Regions from separate parts of the Homo sapiens genome. Here region 2 is linked to region 1. Evidence: read pairs that join two places in POLR2A ChIA-PET (ENCODE). Cell type or tissue: CD4-positive, alpha-beta T cell. All regions are shown on one strand.

Evidence for each region. ChIA-PET counts read pairs that join two places held together with the same protein. Peaks named below come from ENCODE experiments on the same cell type or tissue, not always from the same donor. Only the 100,000 strongest peaks of a DNase experiment are listed, where the experiment ranks them.
Region 2: POLR2A ChIA-PET joins it to region 1 with 5 read pairs; 7 of 35 experiments call an interaction of 5 or more read pairs at or near these places.

What each region holds. Positions count from the first base shown.
Region 1 is chr18:2,955,218-2,957,717 of GRCh38, forward strand. All of the region lies in intron 2 of LPIN2 (lipin 2), which reads right to left. Among named protein-coding and RNA genes, the nearest start is that of LPIN2-AS2, 11 kb to the right of the region's middle. RefSeq lists an enhancer at 1,822-1,881. In CD4-positive, alpha-beta T cell, no CTCF peak of the experiment used is centred here; a DNase peak (open chromatin) is centred at 1,134; H3K4me3 peaks cover 1,205 bases; H3K27ac peaks cover 2,439 bases.
Region 2 is chr18:3,073,563-3,076,062 of GRCh38, forward strand. It overlaps MYOM1 (myomesin 1), which reads right to left. Exons shown (of 38, transcript NM_003803.4): 35 at 2,163-2,199; 36 at 1,892-1,914. Among named protein-coding and RNA genes, the nearest start is that of LPIN2, 62 kb to the left of the region's middle. In CD4-positive, alpha-beta T cell, no CTCF peak of the experiment used is centred here; no DNase peak of the experiment used is centred here.

The DNA of each region.
Region 1 (2,500 bases):
GGCAATTTATAAAGAAAAGAGGTTTAACTGGCTCATGGTTCTGCAGGCTGTACAAGCACGGCGTTGGCATCTGCTTGGTTTCTGGGGAGGACTCAGGAAACCTTTACTCACGGTGAAAGGCGAAGTGGGGGCAGACACGTCACATAGTGAGAGCAGGTGCAAGAGACTGGGGGTGCCACACAAAGGTGCCACACACTTTTAAAACAATTGGATCTTGTCAACTCAGCAAAAACTCATTCATCCCCAAGTGGATGGTGCTAAGCCATCCATGAGGGATCTGCCCCCATGATCCAAACACCTCCCACCAGGCTCACCTCTAACACTGGAGTTCACATTTCAACATGAGACTTGGAGGGGACATCCAAACCTTATCAACATATTTTGTCAAAATGCTTGTTATAAAACTCCTATGTATGGGCCGGGTGCAGTGGCTCATGCTTGTAATCCCAGTACTTTGGGAGACCAAGGTGGGCAGGTCACCTGAGGTCAAGAGTTCGAGACCAACCTGACCAACATGGTGAAACCCCGCCTCTACCAAAAATACAAAATCGGCTGGGCATGGTGGCGCCCGCCTGTAATCCCAGCTACTCGGGAGGCTGAGGCAGGAGAATCGCTTGAACCCAGGAGGCGGAGGCTGCAGTGAGCCGAGATCACGCCATTGCACTCCAGCCTGGGCAACAAAAGCGAAACTCTCTCAAAAAGAAAAACAAACAAAACAAAACAAAAACAAACAAAAAAACCTCCTATGTATGAATAACATAACCACACTGAAGTGAGGAAGAATGGAACTAACCTTACCTTGGAAACAGTATTTTGACTTGTATTATAAGTCTAAAGACATATTTGATATGTTACTCCAAACAAACATTGTGCAGTAGTTAATACATTCACAGAGATTTGAGTTAGCAATTCTGAAACTATTTTGTGTTTCCTAGGATTGAGTAACTAAGCAGATATACTGACGATAATCAGAACCATGTTTCCTGTTGAAAGAGAAAAAAATTATAAATAAGGAGGGGGAAAGAAGCCTGCGATGGTGGATGGGAATTGGAGGAACCCGTGTGCCCTCATGATTTTCATATATAGATGCAGGGGTGTGTGTGTGTGTGTGTGTGTGTGTGTGTGTGTACACGTGCACACATCCACCCATTTCCTGGCTCTGCCAGCTTGGGCTGCCTAGAAGCAATGATACCTCAGGAGTTACGAGCACGCCTAATAAGCAGATCTTTGTTCGTAAATACTATTCTTCAATAAAAGGAACTGGCGTAAAATAATTAATGCCAGAGCTGAGGCAGGGAAAGTAGCTTCTTCTGGAACACCTTCTGGTACCAGGAAGGAAGGGTTCAAAAACTGATGGGAGCATTTCAAAGGAACTCAACTTGAAGGACATACACTAACAGTCAAACTGGGACAATCTGAGCAACTAATTTCATTTTTGGAGGCTATCCATTTAAACAGTGTAGCTGGGAAAATAGAAGAATGCTTCTTTAACATGCAAATTCAGACTCTAAACTATTCATACACTATCTCAGAAAAATTAACACTTCACAGCCCTTACTTTTAGAGATCAAGTATGACATTTCTCAATGTGACTACTTATCATCTTTGTGTGACTTTAAATGGAGTTTGGTCTTTCCAAAAATTAAACCTAACATCAAATTATGCTAATATTGGCAATACTTAAAAGAATATGCTGTGAACTCTTCAGGCAACAACAACACAAAGGTTTTAAAAATATTTTGAGAGAACACCAAGTTGGAACAAATTCTTCCCACCAACGTGATTATTTTAAAAAGGACACTAATTTGATGTATGAAATTCTAGTAAAACAGTTTTAAAAATAACCCCTCATTTCCATATAGTCTTACTTCTTACACTGTGGCTTAATTGTGCTGAACATAATATAGGACTAAGATGCTGAAATGAAACTGGTATCTCTGAGAAACAGTCGATGTACTAGACTTTTGAACTAGCTTACCACTCTTTGGGTAAGAATATCTCAAATGTCTTTTGGGAGTCTATTCATCCTGTTTCAAATCATATACAAGCTGAGTGTCTCAAATCCAAAAATCTGAAATCTAAAAATGCTCAAAAATCTGAAACTTCTTGAGCATTTACATGACACTCAAAGATAATGCTCACTGGAGCACTTCAGACGTCAGATTTTCAGATTTGGGATGCTCAACCAGTAAGTATAGTGTAAATATTCCAAAAAATGAAAAAAATGAAATCCAAAATGCTCTGGTCCCAAGCATTTCAGATAAGGGATACTCAACCTGTATTTCTGGTGTGGCTTTAGGGAGTAGAGGTGGGCTGTTGTCCAAGCCAATAAATATATCTCTTTCCCAGCTACAGAAACTGGTCCCAGAGATATGTCCGTTCCTTTGACAGGGAGACTAAATACTGATACTTCTGTAGGAAGCTCTCTCTCCACTGGGATTGATGAGTTAACAGATTGTGAGCCTGGAGGTATTGGTGGCCATTTTACATTAGAGAGAAA
Region 2 (2,500 bases), 120 kb after region 1:
ATACTGGGCCAGTCACTTCACTGTGTTGGCCTCAGTCTCCTAATTTGTAGAATGGGGGACAAGGGTTGCATTAGACCTGGGGATACTATGATTATTTCTGAATAATGCCTTTTAACCAATCGAATGTTGCCTTTTCCGATGCTACCTATGGCTTGCCTGGGCATGCCCACATGTGCATTGGGGGAATGGGGGGATCCACCAGGAATTTGCACCTTATGCAGGGGAGGGGCCTGGCCTCTTCAGCTCATCCACGGTAGACCTGGTATTCAACTGTGAGAGGGAAACCTGCTTGGAGAAACCCTCTCTTTGCCGAGAGTTTTCCTTTCGCTTAATAAATTCTGCCTGCCTCACCCTTCAATGTGTCCGCATGTCTAATTTTTCCTGGTTGTGAGACAAGAACCTGGATTTAGCTGAACTAAGGAGCAAAAATCCTGCATCAATTTGAAGTAAGTGTTCCATAGCTTACAAAAGTTTACAAACATGGAGCTAGAAAAGCTCTAAGGTTGCTTCCAGTTCTAAAGAGTTCATGAACTCCTTGCCCACAGAAGAGTTCAAGAATCTGGAAAGACAGAAAACTGCTTGTGGATGTAGGCTTTGCTCAGTACCAAACAAGAACAGCTCTCTCTTGCTCAACACCCCACTTCCCCCTTGACCTCTGGTGCCCCAGTACCAGCCTCTGTCCCTTACCCCCAGCTGCAGTCCACATACACAGGGCCTGAGCAGGAGGGGGAAAGTGGAGAAGGGAGTGGAGGGGAGCAGTGCAAGTTTCAGGTTCAAAGTTCAAAGTTGCACCCAGAGGCACATGGAGCCCTGTGGGGAAGGATGACTTCCCTTCTTGCTCCTTCTCCCTGTCCCCTTCACATCCAGCTCAGGTGGACTCTACCATTTTAGCCTGTAACAATTTTAAAATTCTGGCTCCCACTCGGACAAAGAAGCTGAATTAGTATTATGGATTAGTCAGTGACTCCTAAGATCCTGTAAGACTGAGTTCTTCTAAAAATCTGTGTGTGTGAAACAAACAGCTCACAGAAATACTGCAGTGTGTGTGTTTCTGGGTACACATGCAGACTTGACAGATTGGTGTTGCTTTGCTTGGACTGTGTCTAGTTATATGAAAGTAAGGAAGGCCTTATTTGGTAGCTTTTATCTCGCAGGGGCTCCCAGGAAAATGTACAGTATTTGTTGGGGCCAAGTTACAGTGAATTACTTGATATCAAATTTACAGTTTTCTATTTTCTTTTGTTGTTGTTGTTTTGTTTTGTTTTTGAGACGGAGTCTTGCTCTGTTGCCCAGGCTGGAGTGCAGTGGCGTGATCTTGGCTCACGGGTTCAAGTGATTCTCCTGCCTCAGCCTCCCAAGTAGCTGGGATTACAGGCACCCGCCACTACACCCGGCTAATTTTTGTATTTTTTAGTAGAGACGGGGTTTTGCCATGTTGGCCAGACTGGTCTTGAACTCCTGACCTCAGGTGATCCGCCCACCTCGGCCTCCCAAAGTGCTAGGATTGCAGGCGTGAGCCACCATGCCTGGCCCTTACAATGTTTCTTGTTGCTTCTTTTCTCCAATATATACATATTTTTATGAAACACTGTACCTGCAAGTCACTAACAACCTACTGTATGATTTGCAGCCAAGAGGTTTCTCAGGATGTCTGGGTTGTAGCTCAAGTCAAGGGTAGGGTGACATTCTTTACAATGTAACCTGAGACCTTCTTTTCCTAGATATTCTTACTCAAAAGACTAAAATGAAAACATATGTAGAACACCTAAGATTTAAAAAAGAAAAAAACCACTTCCATTCTCCTCCATCTGTAGTTATAATAGCAAAATAAAATTATCTTTTGAATCTATCCCAGGAGTACTTGTGAAAAGTAAAAAAAAAGTTTACTTACTTTTCTCGGCAATGGCAGCTTGTCTGTGGTTGAGAGAAACGAACAAACAGACGAAGAATTTTGTGTTAGTGTTACTTCAAAGTAGCTAAACTTGACGACATTTTCCTTGCCTCAGAGACATTTTGCTGTTCAATATAACAATGGGAAGTGCTGCTTCTACTGTACTTTCTGAAATAAAAGGCTCTTTCTAACACTCAGAGGGGCGAGCAGCATGCAAGCTTCCCGGGAAATTAGTGCATGCAAGTGGCATTTGCTAGGACCAGGGACTTACTTCAACCTCTGGAATTCAGCATAGGCCTCATCGTATGCTTTAAAAGAAAAAAGAAAAGTTAGAATTTTCTCACCCAGAATTGATGACACACAGGGGCGATTAAAATTCACAACTGGAGATTGCTGTGATCGGTCCAGACATGACTAAACCGACTTTGATTAAGACTGTGCTTATGTGTTCACTCCACAGCTTAATGTACTTAACAAGGCCAGGAAATACATTGTAGGCACAAAATATGAAATAGTAGATTTTAGAAGCTTTCAACTCAGCAAGAGGGCTTCAGCCCCTCAAACGGAAAGGCAAAGATTAACTCCAACAAAGAAAAAATGGGAATAAAA